Regions from separate parts of the Homo sapiens genome. Here regions 1, 2, 3, 4 and 6 are each linked to region 5. Evidence: read pairs that join two places in POLR2A ChIA-PET (ENCODE). Cell type or tissue: Panc1. All regions are shown on one strand. Region 1 holds the start of ZNF780A (zinc finger protein 780A). Region 2 overlaps AKT2 (AKT serine/threonine kinase 2). Region 3 has its middle 13 kb from the start of FCGBP. Region 4 overlaps ZNF546 (zinc finger protein 546). Region 5 has its middle 26 kb from the start of MAP3K10. Region 6 overlaps FCGBP (Fc gamma binding protein).

Region 1 (5,000 bases), 72 kb before region 5:
AACCTCACGCACACACTCACAGTCCCCTCCGTCACTCATGATCTCACAATCCCCCTCCTCTGATACCCGCGCACACACACGCCTGGGGATCCGGCAGATCCCGTCTGCACCCCCGGGTTCCTACTCTGAGCGCCTCCCCCTAGGCCACCCGCACTGTCGGGTCAGTCAGGCTGGAGCCCCAATCCGCAGAGATCTCCCGCAGCCACAGATCTCTTCCTCAGACGTGAAGACCTTACCCCGCTATGTCGTCGACCCCGGAGACCGGAAGTGGACTGGCGCGGTGGCCGCTGGGAAATACAGTCCCGAACAGAAAAAGCCTCAGAAGCCTTGAGCTGTGATCCGTTCAGGTTGATCCCAGCATACTATGGGGGCTGACCCCTAAGGGAGCCGAGCCTAGTGGATTCGTGGGAGTTCCAGCCCGCGGGGTGCACAGGTTGTTGCCATGAGCAAGGATCCCCATGTGAGAAGAGCGTTTCCCTCTCGGAGCGTCAGTATAATTTACTTTTTCTCTCCATGGAGAATGCAAATGAGCAGAACTTTTAAAGAAGAAAGAAGAATTTAAAGTAAAATTATGTCAACATGTAGGTGCTTTAACTCCTTTGTCTCAGACCCCAGCGATAGGCTTCCACTTCTCTGTGCTATTTGAAGGGGACTTAGGATAAATTTGAAAAGCTTGAACTAAAGAATTGGTTGGTTATATACTAGGAGAGGAAGTGTGGTTCACATTGGAGATTTCAGAATCAAATGTCCTGGATTCTTCGAGACAATGTTCCTGTTATCTGGAGAGAAAAACGTGATTCAGGACGACATGGAAACGGATAAAAATACACAGATAATTACTTGCCTTATCTTGAAGGATGAATAATTAACACTTTGTTAAAATAGTATAAACAAATGCAAAAAAGGGCTTGCTTTTCCTAGGAAGAGCCTGATTTCACTGTTGTAGTCTAACAATATTTAACTTTCAAAATCATTTTTCTAGTTTCCTATGCTACATAAGGAGGAAACATGTAATAATAAAGAGCAAAACGTCTTTTCATTCCAGAATTGTGACAGAAAACAAATAAGATGATTAACTCAACCATATCAATAATCACATTAAATGTAAATGGTCTAAACACCTTAATTTAAAAAGATTGTCAGATTGGATTTTTTAAAAAGTCAGACCCAAATGTGCATCAATGATAGACTGGATTAAGAAAATGTGGCACATATACACCATGGAATACTATGCAGCCATAAAAAGGATGAGTTCATGTCGTTTGTAGGGACATGGATGAAGCTGGAAACCATCATTCTGAGCAAACTATCGCAAGGACAGAAAACCAAACACCAAATGTTCTCAGTCATAGGTGAGAATTGAACAATGAGAACACTTGGACACAGGGTGGAGAACATCACACACCGGGGCCTATAGTGGGGTCGGGGGAGGGGGAAGGGATAGCATTAGAAGATATACCTAATGTAAATGACGAGTTAATGGGTGCAGCACACCAACATGGCACATGTATACATATGTAACAAACCTGCACTTTGTGCACATGTACCCTAGAACTTAAAGTATAATAAAAAAAGATAATTAAATAAATAAATAAACAAAAAGTCAGACCCAAATGGGTGCTACCTACAGGTAATATGTTAAATGAAAAGCACTAAAAGGTTAAGAGTAAAAGGATGGAAAAATATACACCATCCTAACACTAGTCAAAAGAAAGCTGGAGTGGCTTTATTAAAAACAAAGTAGACTCCGGACATAGACTATTACCAGAGATAAAGAAGGGCATAATAATGATAAAGGAGATAGCTCATCGAGTAGAAAAAAACAAACATAAATTTTGCTCCTAAAAGCAAAGCTTCTAAGTATGGGAAGAAAAATCTATTAGATCGAAAAGGAGACAGATCCACAATTATAGTCAGATATTTCAATATATCTCTCTTGGTAATTGATAGAACAAACACAGAAAAGCAACAGGGTATAGCAGATTTGAGCTACATATCAACTTACTTGATCTCATTTATATTTGAGAACACTCTCCTCAATGACAGTAAAATTCATCTATGTGGACAGGGGATACTTACCAGTATAGGCCATATTCTGGGCCATAAAACAAGTCTCAATAAATGTAAGAGGATTCGAGTCATACAAAGCATATTCTTTGACAAAAATGGAATTAAATTAGAACTCAATAATAGCTGAATATATAATATATTGTCCAAAGTAGTACAAATTCGAAAAGGTATGAATACTAAGGTAATTGAAATTATGTAATGTTTGAAAAATTCCTGTATTAATTATAATATTCTGTTATATCCTAAAGGGTGAAACAATAACATATATACGTTAAAGCAAAATAACAATTTTGTAGTAAGGAAAAAAATTTTTAAGCTATTTATGTTGACTAAACATTAGAATAAAGCGGAGAATAATTATATTTAAGTATATTCTGATACTTTAATCGATTTCCTAACCAATATCACCATTCTTTTTAAGTATTTTCTTTCAATGTGGTCTATTATTTTTAAATTTTGATAAAATTTTATGCAATCTTCAATGTTGGACTTTATGTTTAATAAACTCAAAATTATAGCTACCTTCAAATGACTCTTCTCTGAACACCATACTTTTTAAACTGAGATATATACTCTGTATATACTAAGGTAACCAGAAGTCTCAGAATATATCCAATGAAATGGAAGATATCCTCACAAGTATTGTGAATATTGAATATGGAAAAATTAGATTGCAGTTCATATTCTTGTAGTTAATGTATCTTGCCTTCAAGGTACATCTCTTTTTTTGCCATCTCTTTTTTGTACCCTAAGAAGGGTACATTTCTTTGATAATTATCTTTACAAGGCAAACATATTGGTTCTATTTATGATTCCTTTGAATGTTAAGCCAAATTTAGATGCTGCAGTAACATAAGGCTTCTCAACTGCGCTCCATTCTGACACAAATTGCAAATTGATCCAGTTAAAAATTGGAGCATCATCAAAAGACTATTCCCATAGCTGAAGAAATTCCTCAGTAAAATTGAAGAATTTCAAAATTAAATCCTGTATGCCATCTGATATTTCATGACTTAATTCATTCAGTTTCTTTCTTAATTTGTAGGACTAAATCCCATTGTCTTCATGTTGGCCAGTTCTGATAACTGAAATTCAGTTGAATTTCTATGTTGAATAGGAGTGGTAAGAGAAGACATCTTTGTCTTGTGCCAAATCAACACAATCTTAAACAACCAAAGGATTAAAGAATGAATACAAAAATTTAGAAAATATTTTAGATAAATACAAATAAAAACACATGTTACCAAAGTTTATGATATGCTTATTACTAAGAGAAAAATTTATAGCTCTACATGCCTATATAAAAGAAGAAAGATGTCAAATCAACAACCTAACTGTACAACTTTAGGAATTAGAACATGAAAAATAGCAAAACAATAAATAAATAGAAGACAAGAAAGGAAGGAAATAATAAAAATAAGAGTGGAGTTAAATAGAGAATAGAAAAATAATACAGAAAAATTACAAAATTAAAAGTGGTTCTTTGAAAAGATCAAAAGAAGTAGCAAAATCTTAGCTGGATTGACTGAGAAAAAAATAGAAAAGACTCAAATTACTAAAGTCAGAGGTGAAAGTGGAGACATTACTAACCTTACAGAAATGAAAATGATTATAGAAGAATATTATAAACAATTGTATGCCAACAAAATAAACTAAATGGAAAGGAACAATTCTTTTTTTGCAATATTTATTTATTATTATACTTTTAAGTTCTGGGATACATGTGCAGAATGTGCAGGTTTGTTACATAGGTATACACGTGCCATGGTGGTTTGCTGCACCTATCAACCTGTCATCTACATTAGGTATTTCTCCTAATGCTATCCCTCCTCTAGTCCCCCACCCCCGACAGGCCCCAGTGTGTGATGAGGAACAATTCTTTACACAAACTGTCACTGATTCAAGAAGAAATAGAAAATCTTAAGAGGAGTGATGTCAGCAAGATTGGAGAATGGGACTTTCCAGCACTTAGCCCTCACATCAATTTAAACATCTGTTTACTCATGAACAAACTTTCACAAGAGCTAAAGTATCCAAGTAAGAGATTAGAGCACCTTGCTGTAGCACAGAAACAGGAAAAGATACATTAAAGAGGCTAAGAAGGAGCGTTTTGCATTACCTAGTCCATCACTCTCCCAAGCCCAGCCCAGAAATTATAGTGTGGTGAGATACCCTCCGTGTTAGAGGATGAATAAAGTGAACACCAACTTTGCTGTGGACCCTGGCAGCAGGACTACTCCACTGAAACCCAATGACCAGCTGGCCCCCTTGACCCAAACTCCAAGGTGGCACCCTCAGCTCCAGGCACAAAGCTGGCACCCACAGATCCAAGCTCCAGGATAACCCCCATGGATACAGGCTGTCAGCCTACCCAGCCCCTGTGGCTCCAGTCTCTAAGCTGGCTCCCATGGTCCTACACTCTGACAAACCCAGGGTTCAAACCCACTCCACCGCATCCAATATCCAGACCTGGCCCAGGAGACCCCAAGTGCCAGGCCAGCTCCTAGAGACCAAAGCTTTAGAACCACACCTAAAAACACAGGCTCCAGGCTGGCCTCCATATCCCTAGGACAGCACCCACAGCCTCAAGCTTCAGACTGACCCCTGTGGAATCCAGACCCAAATATGCCCCAGACCAGACCCAAGCTCCAGGCTGGTTCTTGTGACCCTATGCTCCAGTGGACCCAGGGTCCACGCCTGCCCAAGCGGATCCTGGAAGCAGGGTGACCCCTATGAGCTCAAGACCAAGGCATATTATGGGCCTATGTCCAGACCACCCCAGCACCAGGTCAACCTCTGTGGACCCAGACTTCAGGCTGGTTCCCATGGACAGTCCTCAGGCCTATCCATTTGTTGACCCTGGCACCAGACCAGCATGTCTGATAACTTCAGCAGTAATCCCACCCACAAACTTCTCTATACAGCCCACC
Region 2 (5,000 bases), 110 kb after region 5:
ATCCTGCATTCATTCATTCCACAAATATCACAACAACTCTGCATCATCACTGCTCGGGTCACCAGGGATTCAGCAGTGACCAAAACAGAACTCCCTGCCATTGGGGAGTTGGGGGAATGAGGGAACAGGCAGCAAAATAAAAAATAAATACATACGCAAATTAGACAGGATAGCCAAAGCTAACAAATGCCATGGAGAAAAGGAGCACACGGAAGATTCAGTGCAGGGAAAGGGAGCAGGGGTTTCCGACTATACACAGGATGGTGACAGAAGGGCGCACTGAGGCAGCGCAGTCTGAGCAAAACCGGAAGCAGGTGAGAGAGCCGGGGGAGACCTGGGGAGGAACGCTGCAGGCAGGGGAGGAGCAGGGCTGAGGCGCGTTCGAGGCGCCTACAGGAGTGGGTGAAGGGGAGGGCCGGGAGATGTAGCTAGAGGAAGCTGGGGACCGCTGGGCAGGGCCTTGGGGGCCACTGTCAGCATTGTGGCTCTTATTTGGAGTGAGAGGGGAACTATCCGCCTGAGGCGAGCTGGGGAGTGGGGGAGGGGCAGCAGGTGGAACCCCTTGCACCCAGGGCAGGGCAGGAGTCCTTAGGGAGGCAGCCCTTCCTCTCCAGGAGCTGTCCCCAGAATAAGCCCTGGGCACTGGCCTGATGGGCTCACCACCTGCCTCACTTGAGAACCATGAGGACCTGCATGCAGCAGATGTGAAAACCGAGGATGGGAGAGATTCGGTGAATACCCACAGCGAGAGACAGCAGGGACACAGCCAAGGAGCCCGGACCCCTCTCCTCCGAGCCCTGAGCTGCCTCCACCTCCTTCTGCCTTTGCTCCCAAGAGACAGGGCCACCTCCCATCTTGTGTCGCCTCCTCCCACACCCCGGCCAGCCCTTCCTTACCGCCCCTGATGTGCACGCATGCACGGGAGCCCTCCAGTTGGACTGCATGGGGAATCCCTGACCCACGTCGCTCTGCATCGCCACCACCTCCCTGGGAGCTCCAGGGCAGGGCCCAGTGGCAAAAGGAGAAACCAGTGGGTCTGCATCAAGGCTAATACTCAGTGAGCACTCACAAAGCACCAGGCATGGATTAATGTTCATCTTCACAGCCAGCCTGTGTTACTATCCCCGTTCCTCACATGGGAAAACTGAGGCCCAGGGAGAGAGCCACATGCACACAGTCACAGCGAGTAGGTGCAGGAGAGGGACCGCAACCAGAGCAGAACTAGCCCACAGACCTTTCCATAACGACAGAAATGTGGTTACTAAATGTTTGAATGATGGCTAGTGCAACTAAAGAACTGACTTTTTACTTTTCTTTAATTGTAATTAATTAAAACTTAAAAAGCCATATGTGAGTCCGGGCACGATGACTCACGCCTGTAATCCCAGCACTTTGGGAGGCTGGGGGGGGGGGGGGTGGGCGGGGGGCGATCACAAGGTCAGGAGTTCAAGACCAGCCTGGCCAAGATGGTGAAACCCTGTCTCTACTAAAAATACAAAAATTAGCCAGGCGTGGTGGTAGGCGCCTGTAATCCCAGCTACTCGGGAGGCTGAGGCAGAGAATCGCTTGAACCCGGGAGGCGGCGGTTGTAGTGAGACAAGATCACACCACTGCACTCCAGCCTGGGTGACAGAGCAAGACTCCGTCTCAAAAAAAAAAAAAAAAGTCCATACATGGCTAGTAGCTACCATTCTGGAGTGCAATTCTATAGAATTCCTGCTAATTAAGCACCGGGAGCTTAAAGGCAGGAGGCAGGGATGTGACTCTCACAGGCCCAAGAGGAGCCAGATCATCCCAGTGCGGCTGGAAGCTCCCATGCTATACCCCATCTCTCCCGCACCCCAACGCAGCTTACCTGGGGAATTGGAGCAGGACTCAGGCCCAAACTCACACCTCTAGTCAACTCAAATCCTGACTCTACCACTTCCAGGCTACACAGGTCACTTCTCTGAACCTCAGCTTCCGCATCTGTAAAATGGAATCTTTTTTTTTTTTTTTTTTTTTTTTTTTTTTTTTTTTTTTGAGACAGAGTCTCACTCTGTCGCCAGGCTGGAGTGCAGTAGTGCGATCTTGGCTCACTGCAACCTCTGCTTCCCAGGTTCAAGCAATTCTCCTGTCTCAACCTCCCGAATAGCTAGGATTATAGGCACCCACCACCACACCTGGCTAATTTTTGTATTTTTAGTACAGACAGGGTTTCACCATCTTGGCCAGGCTGGTACTGAACTCCTGACCTCGTGATCCACCCTCCTCGGCCTCCCAAAGTGCTGGGATTACAGGTGTGAACCACCGTGCCCAGCCTGTAGAATGGAATCTTAACACCAATCTGCCCAAGCACATGTTTATGTTATCTCAAAAGATAATTTTTGCAGGCCAGGTGCAGTGATTCACGCCTGTAATCCCAGCACTTTGGGAGGCTGAGGGATGTGGATCACTGGAGCCCAAAAGTTCAAGATCAGCCTGAGCAAAATAGGGAGACTCCCATCTCTACTGAAAATTGTTTTAAAAAAATTAGCCAGGTATGATGGTGCATGCCTGTAGTCCCAGCTACTCAGAAGGCTGAGGTGGGAGGACCACTTGAGCCAGTGAGGTCAAGGCTGCAATCAGCCATGATGGTGCCACTGCATTCCAGCCTGGGTGACAGAGCCAGACCCTGTCTCAAAAAAATAATGAAAAATTTAAAAAGATGATTTTTCTGATAACCATGGGTTGTCCTGGGGACCCAATGAGATGGCTTCACACACAGCTGGGGACAGGGCCAGTGCTTGAAAAATAGGTGGCAATTACATAAAGGACTCTGACATCAGGGGCCGTCCTGAGCCTGTCAGAGCCATGCAGTGGCAGCTAATGTTACTGCTGTCACTACTTGGTTCTAAAGGAATCATCCCAATAATTTCCAACATGCCCCTACTAACTTTTTGAAAATATCATCTAAATGAAAACACACAGCTAAAAAGAGTCAATGCCCTGCAGACACCTCCTCCCACCCGCCAAGGCCTTCGGACACCAGTTTGAGAAGCTGGGCTCTAGGGCGCCCTGTCTCCAAAGCAGAATATGGTCTGCTTTCTCCATCCCTGGCTGCCACCTGAATCCAGCCAGCTCTCTCCCACACAGGTCCCTCCCCACCCACCTGTGTCCCTTCTCTTTGGGGATAAAGCCCTGGATCCCCATCATAGCCCAGGCCCTGAGCCCTGCCACCCTGCTCTCTCCCCCTCACCCACTCCCCCGGCTCCAGCTACATGGGCCTGCTGTTCCACCAGCACATCCAGATATCGCCTTCCTTGCGGCCTTTACCTGGCTGCACCCCGTCCAGCCCACTTCCTCGGGCTCTCACATCACAGGGGCTCCTCAGCAGCCTTCCCAAGCCCCTCTCCCACCCAGTCCAGCTAGATCTCTGTTCCCTCCTTCAGCCACACCAAGCACTCACAGGCCAATGCAACCTCTCTGCCACCTCCGATCGCATCCAGAACTACACGTGGCACATAGAAGTGATTCAATCAATATTTGGAGACAGATGGAACACACAAATGACCAAGAACAGCCAAAGGCTGGCTCCTGAGGCTGTTCAGCAATCAGGCCCCTAGGGCAGTGGGGAGGGGGTGCCTCCCATCCTCATCTCTTCCCCCTGGGCCCCCCTTGGGAGGGGCCAAGGTCATGGTATTGGGGGTGGAGAGAAGCAGCCACACCCCACATCCCAAGCAGGCATGGAATGGAGTCATTTCTGGATTACTGAGGCCTACTTTGTGCCAGCTCTGTCTAGGAGAAGAGAAAGCAGAAAAGAAATCATGATGACAACAGTGACAACTCCAGTCATAGCAGGCAGGGCAAGAAGATGAGGCTGTCTTCAAAAGGCAGCTTCGCCGACAGAGCAGGGTTCAACCATCATGCCTATTACTGACTTCCAGCAAATCCAATAACCTCTCTATGCCCGTTTCCTCCCCTGTACAACGGGGACGATCGGGACAGCGAGCTGCCAGGCTGTGGTGAGGATGAGTGAGAGCAGACACCTTAAGCTCTGCAGCAGTGCCCAGCACTGAGAGGCGAACTACTCACGAGAATGACCCCAATATTCTATGTGGCTTCCTGGGCCTCAGTTTCCTATCTACGAGATGGGAGTGCTAACACTGCCCACCTCCCAGGCTGCTGTGCAGGTTTGTAGAGCTAATATGCAGCGTCTGGTTGGGCAGGAGTACAGTGGTGGGAGTGATTCACATTCCTGTCTGGAGCCCTCCCATCAGCTAACAGGCCCTACCACTCTCTCCCAAGGACCAACAACGAGCCTGTGCCCACTGCCCTGCAGAGCCCCTTCTGTGCTCTCAGGTGCCCTCAGTCCTGTCTGGCAATCACCAGGAGTAGCATCAGCCCAAATTCATCCCGCCGCCTCCTCAGGAGGCCTGTGCTTTCCAACGCAGCAGCTCCGTGCATCCTCCCCACCGCCCCACTCAGCAGGAAGGTTCCCGTTTACAGCTGAGCAAAATGCACCTTAGGGAGAAGAAATAAGGCCCCAGAGCTCCACAGCCACCGAGAGGGGTGCCAAGAGCAGGGTTCTCACCCACGTCAGCTACCCCCGGGACCAGGTCACTCAGCAGCCCCAGCTGGGTAAGTGTACACCAAAAACCCACCAGACCATGAAGAACTTGAAGCCAGGCTGGAGAAGAGAACCGGGGAGCGGCAACTGCCCCAGCCCATTCGGAAAGGGCCCACAAAGTGGCAAACCGAGGAAGACTTGGGTTTCTGGCCTCACCCTTAGAAACAACATCTGCGAACGAGCTTCTCCAGCAGGACGGCTGGGCTGAAGAAACTCCTGCTGGGACCTCTGACATGCAGTCTCCTCTTGGCCGACCCGGCTTGCTGTCCCTCGCTCGGCACAGTCAGAGCACCTGGGCCCTGCTGTGGGTGCCGAGTTGGCAGTGGGTCCTGCCCCAAGGGGGCCAGGCTGAGCTCCCACCCAGCGCCCCTCCCACACTCACTCCCTCCCTCCTGGTCCTGCTCCCAGGCTG
Region 3 (5,000 bases), 220 kb before region 5:
GTACAGTGGGAGCATGATTCATGCCAGGCCCTCACCATGTCTTGAGTATGACCTGTGCACCTAATAGGGAAATGATCCCAAACTATCTTACCCAGCTGGGGTAATATTTTATTATTATATTGTCTGCTAAATTTTCCCCAAGTTGATAATGTATTTTAAAGCCTGATTTAAGTCTTCATCTATTAGAAAGTTTGTCTTGAGAAAGGACTGCTCCAATAGGTCATTTTAAAAGGGCTGAGCTTTAAGTTCCCCTTTGGGGTGGATCTTATTCTTAGTAAGGCAATAGGGAGGCACTTAATCCATGATTTCTGGGCTTCTTGGCATAGTGTAGCCAAGGTTCTTTTTAAGGGTTTGATTCATTCTCTCAACTTTCCCAGAAGATTGAGGATGCCAGGCAGAGTGAAGTTTGTATTGGATGCTAAGACTGCTAGACAGCCCTTTGGTGACCTAGGTGATAAAAGACAGCCTGTTGTCACTTTGTAGGGAGGCTGGAAGCCCAAACCTAGGAATTCCTTGTTTAAGCAGCCATTTACTTTTTGTTTGTCTGGTTTGGTTTGGTTTTTAATTTTTTTTTTGACAGAGTCTCGTTCTTGTTGCCCAGGTTGGAATGCAGTGGCACGATCTCAGTTCACTGCAACCTCCACCTCCAGGGTTTAGGTAATTCTCCTGCCTCAGCCTTCTTAGTAGCTGGGATTACAGGTGCCCTGTGCCACCATGCCCAGCTAATTTTTGTATTTTTTTTTTTTGAGACGGAGTCTCGTTCTGTCACCCAGGCTGGAGTGCAGTGGTGCGATCTCGGCTCCCTGCAAGCTCCGCCTCCCGGGTTCACGCCATTCTCCTGCCTCAGCCTCCCGAGTAGTTGGGACTACAGGCGCCTGCCACCATGCCCGGCTAATTTTTTGTATTTTTAGTAGAGATGGGGTTTCACCGTGTTAACCAGGATGGTCTCGATCTCCTGATTGTGATCTGCCCGTCTCAGCCTCCCAAAGTGCAGGGATTACAGGTGTGAGCCACCGCACCTGGCCTTAATTTTTGTATTTTTAGTAGATGGGGTTTCACTATGTTGGTCAGGCTGGTCTCAAACTCCTGGCCTCAGGTGATCCGCCCACCTCAGCCTCCCAAACTGCTGGGATTACAGGCGTGAGCCACTGCACCCGGCCTTTAAGCAGTCATTTACAAACTTCAATTGCTTTTTCTGTTTGTGTGGGGAAAGCTTCCACCCAGCCTGCGAAAGTGTCTATAAAAATCAGAATATATTTGAATTCCCCTTTAGGGGTATCTGTGTAATTCGCCAATCTTCTCCAGGATAGGTCTTCTTATGCTGCACTGGGGCAGAGCCAGTGGATGGGCTCAGGAATTATTTCTAAGACAAATTTCACATGCTTGAGTTACAGAGTCCACTGTGGCTTTTTTATTTTTATTTTTTGAGACTGAGTCTCACTCTGTCACCCAGGCTGGAGTGCAGTGGCATGATCTTTGCTCACCGCGGCCTCTGCCTCTCAGGTTCAAGCAATGCTCCTGCTTCAGCCTCCTGAGTAGCTGGGATTACAGGCATGCGCCACCACACCCAGCTAATTTTTATATTTTTAGTAGAGACGGGATTTCACTAAGTTGGCCAGGCTGGTCTCGAACTCCTGACCTCAGGTAATCCACCCACCTCAGCCTCCCAAACTGCTGGGCTTACAGGTGTGAGCCACTGCACCTGGCCCACTGTGGCTTTTTCTTTCTTTCTTTTTTTTTTTTTTGACAAGGTCTCGCTTTGTCACCCAGGCTGGAGTGCAATTGTGCAATCTTGACTCACTGCTGCCTCAAACTCCTGGGCTCGAGCAATCCTCCCACCTCAGCTTCCCAAGTAGTTAGTACCACAGATGCATTCCACCATGCCCAGATAATTTTTAAAAATGCTTTTGTAGAGACACAGTCTTATCGTGTTGCCCAGGCTGGTCCTGATCTCCTGGGCTCAAGCAATCCTCCTGCCTCAGCCTCCTCAAATGCTGGGATTACTGGTGTGAACCACCATGCCTGTTAGGCTGTAGCTTTTAAAGCCTTGCTCACTAGGAGATTTTGGATTAAATTCCATAGTGAGTCTCTCTCATAATGAGTTTCCTCATGAAGTCTTTTGATGACTTTCCATTGGTCAGCTTCTGGTAGGAAAAGGCATTGTTGCTGATCTTCTAGCCACCCTGACCATTTAAATTATACCCTCCTTCATCTGCTCAGTTTTTTTTTTTTTGATGGAGTCTCGCTCTGTTGCCCAGGCTGGAGTGCAATGGTGCCATCTCAGCTCATGGCAATCTCTCCCTCCTGGGTTCAAGCGATTCTCCTGCCTCAGCCTCCCAAGTAGCTGGGACTACAGGCATGCACCACCACGCCCAGCTAATTTTTGTGTATTTTAGTAGAGACAGGGTTTCACCATGTTGGCCAGGCTGGTCTCGAACTCCTGACCTTAGGTGATCCTCCCACCTTGGCCTCCCAAGGTGCTGGGATTACAGGCATGAGCCATCACTCCTGGCCAACCACTGCCAACTTCTTTTTTTTTTTTTTTTTTTTTGAGATGGAGTCTCGCTCTGTCCCCTAGGCTGGAGTGCTGTGGTGCGGTTTCAGCTCACTCTAAGCTCCACCTCCCGGGTTCACGCCATTCTCCTGCCTCAGCCTCCCAAGTAGCTGGGACTACAGGCGCCTGCCACCATGCCCAGCTAATTTTTTGTGTTTTCAGTAGAGACGGGGTTTCACCATGTTAGCCAGGATGGTCTTGATCTCTTGACCTCGTGATCCGCCTGCCTCGGCCTCCCAAAGTGCTGGGATTACAGGAATGAGCTAACGCGCCCGGCCCAGCTGCCCGTTTGGCAGCTCTATCAGCCTGGTTGTTTCCTTGGCTGATTAAAGAATTGTCTTTTTGATGCCCTTTATAGGACATAACAGCTATTTGGGCAGGGAGCTTAATATGGTTTGGCTCTGTGTCCCCACCCAAATCTCATCTCGAATTGTAATCCCCTCATGTCAAGGGAAGTACTTGGTGGGAGGTGACTGGATCACGGGGGCAGTTTCCCCAATGCTGTTTTCACAATAGTACGTGAGTTCTCATGAGATCTGATAGCTTAAAAGTGTGTGGCTTCCTTCACTCACTCTCCTGCTGCCATGCAAGATGTGCCTTGCTTCCCCTTCACCTTCCGCCATGATTGTAAGTTTCCTGAAGCCTCCCAGCCATGCAGAACTGTGAGTCAATTAAACTTTCTTTGTTTATAAATTACCCAGTCTCAGGTATGTGTTTATAGCAGTGTAAGAACAGACTAACATAGAGATGAACTGCCTCAAGGAGGAATAAAATCGCTTCATTGGGTTTTGTCGGGGTGCTCCTGGCAGTTAGCATTCTCCTCTTTCCAGACAGCTGCATGAGTATGGAGCATTAGGAATCCATACTTAGAATCAGTATATATATTAAGTCTCTTCCCTTCTTCAAGCTGAAGAGCCCTTAACTAAGGCTTGGAGCTCTGCTTCCTGAGCTGAAGTGCTTAGGGGAAGTTATTTTGCCTCTCTGGTCCAGCGTAGGCTGACAATAGCATGTTTTGCCTTCCGGGCTCCATTTTATTTGTTTGTTTGTTTGTTTTTTTAGATGGAGTCTCGCTCTGTCACCCAGGCTGGAGTGCAATGGCGTGATCTTGGCTCACTGCAACCTCCGCCTCCCAGGTTCAAGCGATTCTCCTGTCTCAGCCTCCTGAGTAGCTGGGATGACAGGCGCATCACGAGCCCAGGACTTCGAGACCAGCCTGGGCAACATGGTGAAACCTGTCTCTGCTAAAATACAAAAAATTAGCTGGGTGTGGTGGCGTGCCACCATGCCTGGCCTGCAGGCTCTATTTTCTACAAAACAACCCCCATCTGTAAACCATTCTTCATCTGGATTCTCTCAAGGGGTCTCCCGTAAATCTATCCAACTAGAATAGATCTGCTCCAAAGTTTCCACATAGGTGTGTTCCAGTGTCCCCAAGGTGGGCAAGGGAAGGAGGGTGGCAGCATTCAAGGACTCATATATCTTTAAGGTCAAGTCTGGGGTGTCTAACAGTGGGGCTTGATTTTGAGTTAACCTTCCCCGAGTTAGCCAGTGGCTCCCTTTGATTTCCAACACATTCTGGACCTGGTAAGGAGTATAAACTTCAAGGGATTGGCCTAGCATGAGTTTGGAGATATCCCTGACCAGGAGGCTGGTGGCTGCCACTGCCCTAAGACAGCCAGGCCACACCTGGGCTACTGGGTCCAGTTGATTTAAAAAATAAGTCACTGGCCTTTGGACAGGCCCTAGCTTCTGAATTAGGACTTCCAGGGCTTTGCCCAGAGAGGTGGAGGCTATCTGGAAACCCCGGGGGTAGCACTGTCCAAGTACAGTGGGGAGCTTCCTGAGTCTCTGGATCCTTCCATTCAAAGGCAAAAATGTAGGTGGAGTCAGGATGCAGCATATATTAAAGAAAACATCCTTTAGATCCAGTACAGTGTAAAACTGTGTGCACCCAGGGATTTGAGAGTGGAGTGTGTATGAATTAGGGACTGAAGGATGTGTGGGAACAACTGAGTCATTCACTACTCTAAAGTGTGGAAGAAACTGGTATTCTACATTTGGTTTCTTCACAGGCAGGACTGGAGTATTACAAGGGGACTGCAGGGCTGAATTAGTCTGTTCTGTATCAATGTTTCCAGGAGGGGCCATATCCCTTGTAGGGCTTCTGGCCTCAAATGGTATTTTGGCTTGCGTGGGTAGGGTAGGCCTGGCTTAAGCTTTATTTTAATATTCTCCTCATTGATGACCTGTCCTGAAATGTTGGTATCCCATACAGACTTTTCCACTCAAATCAATATCTTTTCTAGGACTGGGGGTAGCTTCTGATCTTGGGGAACCAAAAGGGCCAGTAAATGGATTCCTTTCTCAGGAGGCACTGAGACTTGTATGGCATTCCCCTGGAGGGAAACTGAGGCTCCCAACTTAGATAATAAGTCATGAACCATTA
Region 4 (5,000 bases), 150 kb before region 5:
CAGTGAGAGCACCTACATATGTAAAGAATGTGGGAAGATTTTTAGTCGTCGCTATAATCTTACTCAACATTTTAAAATTCATACTGGTGAAAAACCCTACATATGTAATGAATGTGGGAAAGCCTTTCGATTTCAAACAGAACTTACTCAGCATCACAGAATTCATACTGGTGAAAAACCCTATAAATGTACAGAATGTGGGAAGGCCTTTATTCGTAGCACTCATCTCACGCAACATCACAGAATTCATACTGGTGAGAAACCCTACGAATGTACGGAATGTGGGAAGACGTTTAGTCGGCACTATCATCTTACTCAACATCACAGAGGCCATACTGGTGAGAAGCCCTACATATGTAATGAATGTGGGAATGCTTTTATTTGCAGTTATCGACTTACATTACATCAAAGAATTCACACTGGTGAGCTTCCATATGAATGTAAGGAATGTGGAAAGACCTTTAGTCGTCGGTATCATCTTACTCAACATTTTAGACTTCATACTGGTGAGAAACCTTATAGCTGTAAAGAATGTGGGAATGCCTTTCGTCTTCAAGCAGAACTTACTCGACATCACATAGTTCACACGGGTGAGAAACCCTATAAATGTAAAGAATGTGGGAAAGCCTTCAGTGTTAATTCAGAACTTACTCGACATCACAGAATTCATACTGGTGAAAAACCCTATCAATGTAAAGAATGTGGAAAAGCCTTTATTCGTAGTGATCAACTTACTTTACATCAGAGAAATCATATTAGTGAGGAAGTCCTATGCATAATGTAAAGAGAATACGATGGCCTTTAGAAAATGCCCTTTAGCAGAGAATTTGTAATTTAAGAAATTTTCTGTTTGTTACGGAACATGTGGGAATCCCTTTTACTTCATGCTCACAATTTATCAGAAATTATTTCGTATGTTAAAGAGTCGAAAGACTATAGCATCACTCAGTCCCTGTTAGACTTTAGAAGATTGATACTGATGCACTGCATCCCAAACCATCAAGGGCCTTTTCCCCTACAAACTGTTGTTGAACAGTGCTTCTCTAAAATGCAATAATAATGGGCCAGGTGAAGTGGCTCACACCTGTAATCCCAGCACTGTGGAAAGACAGGAGTTCGAAACCAGCCTGGGCAACATAGTGAGACCCTGCCTCATGGCTTTAGTGAGCCATGATTGTGCCACTGCACTCCAGCTTGGTGACAGAGTGAGATCCTGTCTCTAAATAAATAAATAAAATGCGGGCCAGGCACAGTGGCTCACACCTGTAATCCCAGCACTATGGGAGGCCCAGGTGAGCAGATCACCTGAGGTCAGGAGTTCAAGACCAGCCTGGCCAACATGGTGAAACCCCTTCTCTACTAAAATACACAAATTAGCTAGGCATTGTGGGGGGTGCCTGTAATCCCAGCTACTCAGGAGGCTGAGGCAGGAAAATTGCATGAACCTAAGTGGCAGAGGTTGCAGTGAGCTGAGATCGCACCACTGCACTCTAGCTTGGGCAACAGAGCAAGACTCTGTCTCTTAAATAAATAAATAAATAGATTACCAGAAAAATGAAAAGAAAAAAACAGACATACAAAATAAAAGCCCCAGTTTTTTATTATGGTATTTAACTGAGTTAACTCTGTCAGATTGCTGCAAACATTTCTAAATACTTGCTCTTGGTATCTATAACTTTTGCAGAGACCAGAAGCAAACAATTTGTGGGCCAGTGTCAACACATGGACCACACTTTATATAGCACTGTAACGGAAAATGATTCTGTTAATGTAATGAACATGGGAAAGACCAGCCTTGGCCTATCTTTATGATATATATAAATAATATAATTCTCATAATTCCACCTCTGCCTATGTGGTGTTTGGCAAAACATGCCCCTGTGCCTTGGTTTTTAAAATGGTAATAACAGTACCACCTAATAGTATTTTTGTGAGGATGAAATGCTAATAAAAGATAAAACCTTTAAAAGAGTATTTGGCACACAGCATTTTATCAATAAATATTGCTTTATTTTTTTCATTGGGGATACATTTAGTACATTCATGTGAGAGGAAGGCCCTGTGGGTGTAAGAAATTTGTAAAAACTGTCCATTACCTTTCACTCCTTATTTAGATTGGAATAATTAACTGGAGATAATATCCAGTAAAATAGATTAAACTTCCATTTATAAAGTCAGAACCTATCTCTGAAAATTAATGTGAGAAAGAAATCTCTAGATTTGATGGGTGTGAAGATTATGAGAGTAAAGTTTTGAAGACTCAGGGATAGCTGTAATGCTTTTTTCTTTTTATAACCCAAAAAGCAGGTATGTCAGTCGCTTTTTCTGCCCACAATGATAAATTAAAAACAGCCACTATCCATTTGGAAAACTTAAAAGAATAATGAACAGTTATGTTCTATCTAGATTCAGCAATTGTTAATATGTTGTCACATTTGGTTTGCTTATACATAATATTTACATATTTTGCTGTAGTATTTGAGTATAAATTGCAGATACTATAACACATCACATCTAAGAATAAAGGCTGCCTCCTACTTAATTGCTATATAACAATTGTCCAACCTGTCTGTGCCCCAGGGCAGCTTTGAATGCAGTCCAACAGAAATTTGTAAGCTGTCTTAAAACATGAGATTTTTTTTGTGATTTTTTTTAAGCTCATCCGCCATTGTTAGCACATTTTATGTGTAGCCCAAGATAATTCTTCTTCCAGTGTAACCCAGGGAAGCCAAAAGATTTGACCCCCAGTAACTTCACACCTAAGGAGATTAGCAATAATTCCATAATCTGTAATATTCAGTCTGTGTTCATATTCTCAGTTGTGTTCATTCTTTTCATTTGTGTAAACAATGCTTTTCATAGGTTATTTTTAAATTCAGGAACCAAATTCATGAATTACATTTGTGCATTGTTCGTCTCTTTTAAAGTAAGAATGGCCCTTCCCCCCACAACTTTATTGCAACATTGACTTTTTTTTTTTTTTTTTTTTTTTTTTTTTGAGATGGAGTCTCTGTCGCCCAGGCTGGAGTGCAGTGGTGCGATCTTGGCTCACTGCAAGCTCCGCCTCCCGGGTTCAGGCAATTCTGCCTCAGCCTCCCCAGTAGCTGGGACTACAGGCGCCTTCAACCATGCCCGGCTAATTTTTTGTATTTTTAGTAGAGACGGGGTTTCACCATGTTAGCCAGGACGGTCTCGATCTCCTGACCTGGTGATCTGCCCGCCTCAGCCTCCCAAAGTGCTGGGATTACAGGCATGAGCCACCGCACCCGGCCTTCCCAAAGTATTTTTAAATGTGCTTTTTTATCCCCAGTATTTCCCATTAACTGGAATTTGGGATTAGAGACCCAATTAGGGACAGATTAAATATTTTGGCAAGAATACTTAATGGGAGAAATTTTGTATTTCAATTTGTAACCCATTAGGTGGCATACAATGTCATTATACCACTATGGTATCCTTAGTTCATTCACTTGGTGTAGCAGAACATACATTCCAAAGATGGCCACACCAATATATCCCATTCTGCATGTTCATCTTACAATGTGATACCAACACTCCCCAAGAGGTAGAGCTCATGGTCCTTCCTTTTGAATCTGGCCAGGTGGGCCTGTGTTTATGGCAGGAATAACACTGTGATTTCCACGACTAAGTCATAAAAGGCAATACAGCTTCTGCCTGACCCACTTGGGATGAAGCCCAGCCACCATGCTATGAAGATGCCAAGTAATCACATAGAAAAGCTAAGTAAAGCTGTCCTGATTACAGCTGTAATTGAGGTAACAGCCGGGATCCAGCACCAAGTGTATGAGGGTATGAGCCTTCAGATGATTCTAACCCTTAGCCTTCAGGCTATCCTAGCTGGTGCTAAGTGGAGCAGAGAAAAGCTTTCCCCCATGAGCCTGCCCAAATTGCAGATTTACGTTTAAAATATGGCCTGTTTTAAGCCACTAAGTTTTGGAGTAGTTTGCCACACAGCGATAGGTAACTGAAATACTTGCTTCATATGGTAATCACCAGGTTTCTCTGTTGTAGAGCTAAATATTTCTTTTAATTTAGTAAACGATCTGTAGAGTAGTACTTTGGCATTTCGGAAATTTAAAATCTCCAATAATATAATGACACTAGATCAAAAAGAAAATGAAACCATAAAGGACAATTTAGAAATGAATGGTAAGATCAGAATTTGTGAATGTGGCCAAACCTGTGCTCAGTGAAAAATCAGTAACCTGTTAATATATTCAGGAAACAAATATTGAGGGCCAGCACTTTGTTTCTCCTGCTCACCACTCTACTCCCAGTGACTTAATACTGTCTCTTTAACATAGTAATCACTTATAAAACTGTTAAAAGAATGAAGAAGCATTAAACTCAAGAAACTAAGGGAAAAATAAGTCAATATAAGAAAGAAGGGAGGATCATTAAAAGGAGTTAATGAATTTGAAAATAAAATAGACTTATTAAGGCTTTGTGAAAAAATATTAATACTTGATTTTAGTATAGCTAATCAAAGGAAAAAGATAATTACAGCATTGTGAATGAGAATTGGATGTAAGTACAGATGGAGGAGATATTTTTTGTTTTATTGAAAATTTCAAGGAGGAAGTAATATCAAAATTTCACTAGCTCTTTCTACACTGATATTATAATCCTGATAATACAACAGATGAGGATAGTTCTTAAAAGGCAAAAATGTAGGTGAGTCATTACGAAGAAAGCAGAAATTCTAAACCATCAGCACATTCATTCAAAAACCTAGTAAAGCAATTAAGCAAAATAATTTGTTTACTTGGACTGTCCAGGGATAGATCTGTTCTAGTTTTCCAAATTAATGATGGGAAAGGAAGAGCTGATCCAGTCCAAGTATCTTCAAGATCCATGTTCTCAGTTTTTCTTAGCTTTAAATGGCCAAATTGTGGCTTAGATTGGATATGATAATTTCCTCAATGCTTAACACTGAGCACAATTTTTCACATATTTGAAATCAAGGTGTATCTTACAAT
Region 5 (5,000 bases):
TTTCATGTATTCACAATGTTGGGTGACCATCACCACTAACTCAAGCACATTTTCACCACCCTGAAGAGAAACTCTGTACCCATCAGCAGCCACTTCCTGCTTTCCCTTTCCCCCAGCCCCTGGCAACCAATAACCTACTTTATATCTCTATGGATTTGCCTCTCTGAACATTTTATACAACTGGAAGGATACATTTGTCGTGTGTGTGTGTGTGTGTGTGTGTGTGTGTGTGTGTGTGTGTGTGTGTCTGTGTGAGAGAGGGGAGAGGGGAGAGGGAAGGGGGGAGGGGGAGGGGGGAGGGGGGAGAGAGAGAGATGGTCTTGCTATGTTGCCCAGGCTGGTCTCAAGAGTTCAGGCCTCAAACGATCCTCCCACTTCAGCCACCTGAGTCGCCGGGATTACAGGCCCATGCCACCAAGCCCGGCTAATTTTTAAAAAATTTTTTAGAGATATGGTCTCACTACAACATTTATCCTTTAATGTCTGGTTTCATTCGAGGTTCATTCAGATGGCCAAGGCTGCTGTCACTGGGGACCTTCCTGAAGGGACAGCAAATATCATGACCAATAATGCAATCTGCCATACCTTGGCATGACAATACTGTTTCCAGATATTGTCACTATTTCTTCTCCATACTATTTTTTTTTTTTGAGACAGGGTCTTGTTCTATTGTCCAGGCTGAAGTGCAGTGGTACAATCTTGGTTCATTGCAGCCTCAGCCTTCTGGACTCAAGCGATCCTCCCACCTCAGCCTCCTGAGTAGCTGGGACTATAGGTGTGCACCACAAAACCCGGCTAATTTTTCTAGTGTTTTGTTGTTATTGTTGTTTGTAGAGATGGGGTTTTTGCCATGTTGCCCAGGCTACTCTTAGACTCCTGTGCTCAAGCCATCCTCCTGCCTCAGCTACCCAAAGTGCTGGGATTACAGAAGTGAGCCACTGCACCTGGCCTATCCATAGTCTTTGTTGTTTTTTAACCCTGTCCCTTTGAGGTTTATGCTATTGAGCTGTACTGCTTCCACTTCCCCTTAGCAAGCCTCCTAGACAGATCTGTTTTGGGGCTTTTTTTTTCTTTTTTTTTTTTTTTTTTTCTTTGACAGAGTCTTGCTCTGTTGCCACCCTGGAATGCAGTGGCATGATCTTGGTTCACTTCAACCTCCGCCTCCCGGGTTCAAGTGATTCTCCTGCCTCAGCCTTCCAAGTAGCTGGGACTATAGGTGCACACCACCATGCCCAGCTTATTTTTGTATTTTTAGTAGAGACGGGGTTTCACCATGTTGGCCAGGCTGGTCTTGAACTCCCGACCTCGTGATCCACCTGCCTCAGCCTCCCAAAGTGCATGCTGGGATTACAGGCTGAGTCACCGCACCCGGCCTTTTTTTTTTTTTTTTTTTCTTAGAGACAAGGTCTTGCTTGATTGCCCAGGCTGGAGTGCAGTGGTGTAATTACGGCTCACTGCAGGCTTGAACTCCTGGGCTCAAGCAGTTCTCCCATCTCAGCCCCACAAGTGGCTGGGACTACTGGTGCGCACCACCACACCAGGCTAACTTTATAAATTATTATTATTATTATTATTGTAGAGACTAGGTCTCACCTTTTTTTTTTTCCCCCCCAGAAACAAGATCTTGCTCTGTTGTCCAAGCTGTAGAGTTGTGGTGCCATGATAGCTCACTGCAGCCTCAATCTCCTGCGCTCAAGTGATCCTCCCTCCTTGGCCTCCTGAGTAGCTGGAACTAAAGGCACATGCCACCACACCTGGCTAATTTTTATGTTTTGTAGGGATGAAGTCTCGCATGTTGCCCAGGCTGGTCTCAAACTTGAACTCCCAGCCTCAAACAATCCCCTCTCCCCACCAAAGCCTCCCAAAGTGCTGAGATTTCAGGTGTGAGCCAACGCGCTGGGCCAGGTCCTCTTCTCCCTTGCTCTCCACGGTCTACTTGGAAATCTGAGAGTCGGCTGCGTGCAATGGCTCATGCCTGCAATCCCAGCACTTTGGGAGGCCAAGGTGGGCAGATCACCTGAGGTCAGGAGTTCGAGACCGGTCTGGCCAACATGGCGAAACCCCGTGTCTACTAAAAATACAAAAATTCGCCGGGCATGGTGGGTGAGCACCTGTAGTCCCAGCTGCTTGGGAGGCTGAGGCAGGAGAATTGCTTGAACCCGGGAGTCAGAGGTTGCCGTGAGCTGAGATCACGCCATTGTACTCCAGCCTGGGTGACAGAGCAAGACTTGGTCTCAAAAAAAAAAAAAAAAAAGAAAAGAAAAAAAGAAAAGAAAACAAACAAAAAAAAGAAATCCGAGAGTCATCCTTCACTCCTCCCTCTTCCTTACTCCCATAGCAGACCTCTTGGAATATCCTGGAAGTTCTAAGCCTGTCACTTCTCAGTCCCCACAGAAGTCACACTCTCCCAAGCCACCATCATCTCTGGCTTGAATTACTGCTGCAGGAGCCTTCCAAGTCTGGCTCCTACAATTAATTCATGATCCACCCAACAAGCACAGAACGTCAAGTCACTCCTCTCTTAAAATCCCCCATAGCTTCCCGTTTTCCCTTAGGAAGAGTCTAAAACCCTTAACTTTTTCTAGAAGGTTCCTCCAGGAGGTCTCTACTTGCTGTCTCAGCCTCGGACTCTCTGTGCTTCTTCAGCGTCCTGTGCTGGCACTCAATTACTTTAGGGGTTTCATGACACGGTTCTCTCCCTCCCACTCCTTTTCATCCTTAGGGTCTTAGCTTGCTCCCCGAGGCCTCCCCACCCAGTAGTTCTCAGTCCCCGTGTGCCCACAGCGCCCTCTACTGCCCCTTCCCAAACACGCAGCATGGGTGTGTTTGCCCAGCGCCTCTCTGCACACCCAGACTTCAAGCTGCAAGATGGCAAGCACTGCCTCCTCCACTGCTAAGTACCTGGCAAAGCAATTGTAGTCAGTAAATTTTTTTTCCCATTTTTTTTAATTTTTTTTTTTTTTTTTTAGGTAAAGAAAGGCATTTATTAGGTCTGGGCATGGTGGCTCATACCTGTAATCCCAGCACTTTGGGAGGCCAAGGCCAGTGGATCACTTGAGGTCAGGTGTTCAAGACCAGCCTGGCCAACATGGTGAAACCCCATCTCCACTAAAAATACAAAAATTAGCTAGGGGTGGTGGTGCATGGCTGTAATCCTAGCTTCTCTGGAGGCTGAGGAGGGAGAATCGCGTGAACCCAGGAGGCAGAGGCTGTAGTGAGCCGAGATCGCGCCACTGCATTCCAGCCTGGGCGATGGAGGGAGACTCTATCTCAAAAAAAGAAAAAAGAAAAGAAAGGCATTTATTAGAGAAGGCATGAAAATACGTTGCAAGAGTGCAACAGGCAGCACTGCAGAGAAGGGGCTGTCTCCTCTCAGTAAATATTTTTTTCAATTAAAGAATGAGTTTATCATACAAGAAGCCTGGAGAAAAGAAATGGTAAAGGTTGTGAAAGTTGTCAGAGTCAAAATGGAGTCACCAGGCCTGGCACGGTGGCTCAAGCCTGTAATCCCTACACTCTGGGATGCCGAGGAGGGCATATTGAGTTCAGGAGTTCGAGACCAGCCTGGGCAACATAGTAAAAGCCTGTCTCTACTAAAAATACAATTAGCCTAGTGTGGTGGTGCGTGCCTGTAATCCCAGTTTCTCAGGAGGCTGAGGTGGGAGAATCACCTGAGCCTGGGAGGTTGAGGCTGCAGTGAGCTGAGATCATACTGCTGCACATTCCAGCTTGGGAGACAGAGCAAGACCCTGTCTCAAAAAAGAATGGAACTGAAAAAAATAAATAAATAAACCCTGACACGGGAGTTCAAGAACACCCTGGACAACATAGCAAGACCCTGTCCCCCTCCCCCCCAAAAGAAGATGAAGAAAATTAGTTGGATGTGGTAGCACACACCTGTAGTCTCAGTTCAAGGCTGCAGTGAGCTATGATCTGGCCCCTGCACTCCAGCCTGGGTGACAGAGCAAGACTCTGTTTATAAAAAAAAAATTATAAAAATTTTTAAAAAAGAAAACCCTGACAGATAGAGATGGGGAAGGCCATGAAGAGAAGATTCTCAGGGTTGGGTGCCTGATCACAAAAACTATTACAAAAGACTCCAACTCTGCAAAACCCACAACCTTGCATACACCAAAAATACTTCTGCAAGAACATCTTCCCAGCAATTGCCTATCCAACTTCAAACTGGCATCATACCCGTTACTGATCTTTGTAGCCAAGAATAATTATCTCAAAACAATTATGTACTGCTCCTCATTTTTTGTTTAAAAACCTTTGACAGGCCGGGAGTGGTGGCTAAAGCCTGTAATCCCAGCACTTTGGGAGGCCAAGGCGGGCAGATCACTGAGGTTGGGAGTTCAAGACCAGCCTGACCAACATGGAGAAACCCCGCCTCTACTAAAAATACAAAATTAGCCGGGTGTGGTGGCGCATGCCTGTAATCCCAGCTACTCGGGAGGCTGAGGCAGGAGAATCGCTTGAACGTGGGAGGCAGGGGCTGCAGTGAGCTGAGATCGCGCCACTGCAGACTCCAGCCTGGGCCACAAGAGCAAAACTCCGTCTCAAAAAACAAAACAAAACAAAACAAAAAAAGCTTTGTCTCCCTTTGCCTCCCGGAATATACACAGAGTTTACTGTGACAACTGCATTCCTATTGCAATGCTCTGTTCCTGAGTAAATACCTTTTTCTTTTAGAAAAGCTCTGTTATTTAGGTTCACATGATTAATAGATGCAATGGTTAATGATTACTAGATAATTAATATTAATGGATGATTAATAATTGAGTAATAGATGTCATGGATAATAATTATGAATTATGATTAAATTAGCTTCCTGAATGTATTAGTCTACTTGGGTTGCTGTAACAAAATACCTTTGACTGGATAATTTATAAATAATAGAAATTTGGCTGGATCTGGTAGTGTATGCCTGTAATCCCAGCACTTTCGGAGGCCAAAGCAGAAGGATTGCTTGAGGCTGGGAGTTCGAGACCAGCCTG
Region 6 (5,000 bases), 240 kb before region 5:
TCTTGGACTTCCAGCCTCCAGAACACAGAGACGAGGTTGTGTTGTTTATAAGCCTCCCAGGCTCTGGAGAAGCCTGAAGTCTGACTAAGAACCAGGAGATAAGAACTATGTCTCTCTGTGCCCTGGGGCATCTTTTTTTTGAGATGGAATCTTGCTCTGTCACCAAGGCTGGGCTGCATTGGCACGATCTCGGTTCACTGCAACCTCTGTCTCCCAGGTTCAAGTGATTCTCCCACCTGGGATTACAGGTGCCTGCTACCACGTCCAGCTAATTTTTGTATTTTTAGTAGAGATAGGGTTTCACCATGTTGGCCAGACTGGTCTTGAACTCCTGACCTCAAGTGATCTGCCCACCCCTGCTCAGCCTCCCAAAGTGCTGGGATTACAGGCATGAGCCACCGTACCCAGCCTTTTTTTTTTTTAATTAATAAAAAAATTTTTTAAATTAGATATGGGGGTCTCACTATGTTGTCCAGGCTGGTCTGGAGCTCATGGCTCAAGCAATCCTCCCACCTCGGCCTCCCAAAGTGCTGGGATTATAGGTGTGAGCCACCGCACCCAGCCTGGGCATCTCTTTCTTACTCTTTCCTTACACATTCTCTGAGCTGTGCCAGAGCTGAGACTTGAAGTGGAGAAGTCTTAGCCAAGAGGATGGAATATGATAAAAGGAGCAACAGGAGAGAGGACAGCATGAGCAATGGCCCAGAAGGAAGACAGAGCATTCACTCATTCCGGCTCCCAGCAAAGCTTCTGTGAGTCCCACTGTGTGGCCTGCTCTGTGCCAGCTGGTGCTTTAGACACTGCAGTGATGGAGACAGGCCATGGCCCCATGCTCAGAGCTCTCAGTCCAGCATGGCTGCTCAAATCTGTTTCTCCCCTAAGTCCAGTGATCTCCATTTTAATTTTTCTATTTTTTTATTTATGTATTTTTTTGAGACAGTTTTGCTCTGTCACCCAGCCTGGAGTGTAGTGGCAGCATCATAGCTCACTGCAGCCTCGACCTCCTGGGCTCAAGCCATCTTCCTGCCTCAGCCTCCCAAGTAGCTGGGACCATAGGCAGGCGCCACCACACCCAGCTATTTTTTTTTTTTTTTTTTGGTAGAGATAGGGTCTCCCTATGTTGCCCAGGCTGGTCTCAAATTTCTGGGCTCAAGTAATCTTCCAGCTTCAGCCTCCCAAAGTACTGGGATCACAGGCGTAAGCTACCATGCCCAGCCAATCTCCATTTTTAAATGACACAAATAATATTCGTTCATTACAGAAAACTGAAAATGCACAGGAGCAAAAATGAGAAAAGAAAATCACCCTGTAGGCAGACACATACAAATGTATAGATCCTGTTGAGTTTTTTCCTACCTTTAGATATATTTACACTTAAAAAAAAAAAGACCATGCTGAAGTCACTATTTCATTAACTCCTCTCCTAACAATGTCTTGTGAGTATCCTACTATGATTCTGACAGTAGCTCTGCACCTTTGTCAAGTCACTGACCTCTGTGAGGATCTGACGGAAAAAAAAATGAAAGGCCGGGTGCGGTGGCTCATGCCTGTAATCCCAACACTTTGGGAAGCCGAGTTGGGCGGATCACAAGGTCAGGAGATCAAGACCATCCTGGCTAACACAATGAAACCCCAGCTCTACTAAAAATACAAAAAATTAGCCGGGCGTGGTGGCATGTGCCTGTAGTCCCAGCTACTCGGGAAGCTGAGGCAGGAGAATCGTTTGAACCCAGGAGGCGGAGGTTGCAGTGAGCCGAGATCACGTCACTGTACTCCAGCCTGGGCAACAGAGCGAGACTCCGTCTCAAAAAAAATAAAAAGTAGTTTTCAGAGAGAGGTATAAAATTCTGTATATAATTTCAAGGGATCTGAAGTCCGCCTGAACTTGTGCTCAACCCCTCCAGGGCTGAAGAACACCTCCTTTCACCAACTGATTATTAATCGCAGAGATCTACCTGCACACTCACAAAATCAGGGAGGTACAAGAATATTTATTTCAGGTCAGATACAGGGGCTTACGCCTCTAATCCCAGAACTTTGGGAGGCCAAGGTGGGAGGATCACTTGAGACCAGGAGTTCGAGACTAGCCTGGGCAACATAGCAAGACCTTATCTCTACTAAAAATAAAAATACTTAGCCCAGTATAGTGGCATGAGACTGTAGTCCCAGCTACTTGGAAGGCCAAGGCTGGAGGATTGCTTGAGCCCAGGAGTTTGAGGTTGAAGTGAGCTATAATCACACCACTGCACTTCAGCCTGGGCAACAGGGCAAGACCTTGTCTCAAAAAAAAAAAAATCAAAAAAATATTCATTGCAGTATTGTTTGTAATAGTGAACAATGTGTCCATCCACAGGGGACTGGTTGAATGAACCATGGTGTTCATATCCATATAAAGAATTGTGCAGATGTTAAAAAAAAATAGAGGCTGATAGAGAAACTGTTGATAGAGAAACTGTTTCAGAATGTATTGCTAAATGCAAAAAGCAAAGTAGAGAACACAACATATATATACACATATACATGTATATATGTGTGTGTATATATGTATATATATATATATACACATATATACTCTCTCTCTCTATATATATATATATTTTATTTATTTATTTTTTTTTTTGAGACAGAGTCTTACTCTGTCACCCAGGCTGGAGTGCAGTGGTGCAATCTTGGCTCACTACAACCTCTGCCTCCTAGGTTCAAGCGATTCTCCTGCCTCAGCCTCCCGTGTAGCTGGAATTACAGGCATGCGCCACCACGCCCAGCTAATTTTTGTACTCTTACTAAAGATGGGGTTTCACCATGTTGACCAGGCTGGTCTCTAACTCCTGACCTCAAGTGATCCACCCACCTAGGCCTCCCAAAGTGCTGGGATTATAGGCATGAGCCACTGCGCCTGGCCCTGAAGTTATTGAACAGGCAAAACTAATCTATGCTGGAAAAAAAAAATCAGAATTGTGATCATCTCCAGGAGTAGGTTGGGGACTGTTTGGTAAGGCACATGAGGGAATTTTCCCAGGTGATAAAAATATTCTGTATCTTAATGGGCAATTTGGTTACACATTTGCCAAAGGTGAACTATACAGTTAAGATTTGTGATTTTTGTTATATATAAATTTCACCTCCAAAATCAGCCAAAAGAAGTGTGAAAATATTATATTCTAGTTAATGACATGGTGAAGTCTTTTGGGTGATATGTACTCATGTCTGGAACTTTGAAGTGCATAAAAAATAAGAGAGATTGTGGAATGGACAGAGGGATGAACCGATGGATCAGTGTGTGATCAATCAAGAAGAGTACAGTGTTTAGAATCTAGATGATTGGCACCTGTAATCTCAGCACTTTGGGAGGCTGAGGCAGGCCGATCAGTTGAGGCCAGGAGTTCCAGACCAGCCTGGCCAACATGGTGAAACCCCTCTCTACAAAAATACAAAAATTAGCTGGGCATGGCGGCACATGCCTGTCATCCCAGCTACTCGGGAGGCTGAGGCAGGAGAATCGCTTGAACCTGATCCTGCCGCTGCACTCCATCCTGGGTGACACAGCAAGACTCTATCTCAAAAAAAAAAAAAAAAAAGAAAGAAAGAAAGAAAGAAAACTCTAGGCGATTGGCATATGAGCATTCACTGTATAAGAATTTCAACTTTGGACATTTTAATATTTTCATAATAACATGGCGAGAAAAAGGAAGTAATTGCTCTAGGCTGCTGTTATTCATATGAACTGAATAGAAATGCATTTACCAGAGTCAGGACAGCTGAGGGATTAAGAACAAGGACTCCAGAGCCAGCATGCCTGTGCCCTTAGCTCCACCTCTTACTAGCTCTGAGCCCTGGGGAAGTCACTAGCCTATCTCAACCTCAGTTTCCCAATCTGAACATGTTCATAATAATAATGCCTCCTGCACTGAGTTTGTGAGCATTAAATTCGTTAAGATGAGAAAAGTGCTAAGAAACATATCTGGTGCATAGCAGGTGCTCATTAAATTTAGTTATTTGGTCAACGTAAATCCCCCATTGCTGGATAATTTTTTGTTTGTTTGTTTTTGTTTTATGCTATTATAAACCATGTTGGCATGTTACCCCCCAGTCTCTGTCTCTGAATATCCTTTAAATTTCTAGACGTGGGATGGCTGGAGGGCAGGGTTCTAAGGTCCTGCTACTGATTTTCAAATCCGCCTCCCCACCCTCCAACTCCATGGCCCACTTCCCTGCACCCTGGTTTGAGGTCGGCCATTGGGCTTTGCCTCCGCCTTCGGACCCGCAGCTCATGGATGTTAACCCCCCAAAGCCCCCAGGTACTCACCAGGACGAAGCCAACTTCACCGCGGGTCAGCGACACAGAGTGGCTGTAGGCGCGCACAGTGACGAGGCCCACGTAGGAGACGCGGCGGCTGCCCCGGTGCTCGTTCTTGGCCTCCACGCTGAAGGCGGGCAGGGTGTCGTCCTCGCTGCACAGCTCCACCATCGTGTACGAACAGGTGCCCATCATGTCGTAGCGACGGCCGTCGAAGGTGGTGTAATGGGGGTCGCCCTGGGCGCGGCAGACAGCGGTGGACTCCGCCACACACCCGGCCTTCCCGCCTACCACCTGGCAGCGCTGCCCGGCTGCGCACTGCATGCCTTCGCAGGAGGGCTCCACTGGGGACAGTACAGCTGGGGAGGGAAGGGAACGGTGAAAAGAGAGAATCAGAAGTGTCCGCGGGGTTGTAATCCCAGCACATTGGGAGGCCAAGGTGAGGGGGGCGGATCACTTGAGGTCAGGAGTTCGAGACCAGCCTGCCCAACATAGTGAAACCCCATCTCCATTAAAAACACAAAAATTAGCAGAGCATGGTGGCACATGCCTGTAATCCCAGCTACTTGGGAGGCTGAGGCAGGAGAGTCTCTTGACCCCAGGAGGCGAAGGTTGCAGTGAGCTGAGATGGCACCACTGCACTCCAGCCTGGGTGACAAAGTGAGACTCTGTCTCACAAAGAAAAAAAGAAGAAAGAAGAGGA

The links. Peaks named below come from ENCODE experiments on the same cell type or tissue, not always from the same donor. Only the 100,000 strongest peaks of a DNase experiment are listed, where the experiment ranks them.
Region 1: POLR2A ChIA-PET joins it to region 5 with 12 read pairs; 4 of 35 experiments call an interaction of 5 or more read pairs at or near these places.
Region 2: POLR2A ChIA-PET joins it to region 5 with 18 read pairs; 5 of 35 experiments call an interaction of 5 or more read pairs at or near these places.
Region 3: POLR2A ChIA-PET joins it to region 5 with 13 read pairs; 3 of 35 experiments call an interaction of 5 or more read pairs at or near these places.
Region 4: POLR2A ChIA-PET joins it to region 5 with 19 read pairs; 3 of 35 experiments call an interaction of 5 or more read pairs at or near these places.
Region 6: POLR2A ChIA-PET joins it to region 5 with 12 read pairs; 2 of 35 experiments call an interaction of 5 or more read pairs at or near these places.

Annotation. Positions count from the first base shown.
Region 1 is chr19:40,090,670-40,095,669 of GRCh38, forward strand. ZNF780A (zinc finger protein 780A) reads right to left here and starts at 274. Exons shown (of 6, transcript NM_001142578.2): 1 at 237-274. RefSeq lists enhancers at 7-548, 3,976-4,065 and a silencer at 96-425. In Panc1, no CTCF peak of the experiment used is centred here; a DNase peak (open chromatin) is centred at 302; H3K4me3 peaks cover 926 bases; H3K27ac peaks cover 1,074 bases.
Region 2 is chr19:40,274,363-40,279,362 of GRCh38, forward strand. The region is part of intron 1 of AKT2 (AKT serine/threonine kinase 2); the gene reads right to left. Among named protein-coding and RNA genes, the nearest start is that of MIR641, 5.8 kb to the right of the region's middle. RefSeq lists enhancers at 207-286, 797-866, 887-946. In Panc1, no CTCF peak of the experiment used is centred here; no DNase peak of the experiment used is centred here.
Region 3 is chr19:39,944,919-39,949,918 of GRCh38, forward strand. No RefSeq gene overlaps it. Among named protein-coding and RNA genes, the nearest start is that of FCGBP, 13 kb to the left of the region's middle. RefSeq lists a silencer at 1,704-1,998. In Panc1, no CTCF peak of the experiment used is centred here; no DNase peak of the experiment used is centred here.
Region 4 is chr19:40,014,998-40,019,997 of GRCh38, forward strand. ZNF546 (zinc finger protein 546) reads left to right here. Exons shown (of 7, transcript NM_178544.5): 7 at 1-5,000. The coding sequence ends at 784. Among named protein-coding and RNA genes, the nearest start is that of ZNF546, 20 kb to the left of the region's middle. RefSeq lists an enhancer at 1-790. In Panc1, no CTCF peak of the experiment used is centred here; no DNase peak of the experiment used is centred here.
Region 5 is chr19:40,162,950-40,167,949 of GRCh38, forward strand. No RefSeq gene overlaps it. Among named protein-coding and RNA genes, the nearest start is that of MAP3K10, 26 kb to the right of the region's middle. In Panc1, no CTCF peak of the experiment used is centred here; DNase peaks (open chromatin) are centred at 732, 942 and 2,622; H3K4me3 peaks cover 371 bases; H3K27ac peaks cover 167 bases.
Region 6 is chr19:39,920,077-39,925,076 of GRCh38, forward strand. It overlaps FCGBP (Fc gamma binding protein), which reads right to left. Exons shown (of 36, transcript NM_003890.3): 3 at 4,307-4,656. Among named protein-coding and RNA genes, the nearest start is that of FCGBP, 12 kb to the right of the region's middle. In Panc1, no CTCF peak of the experiment used is centred here; no DNase peak of the experiment used is centred here.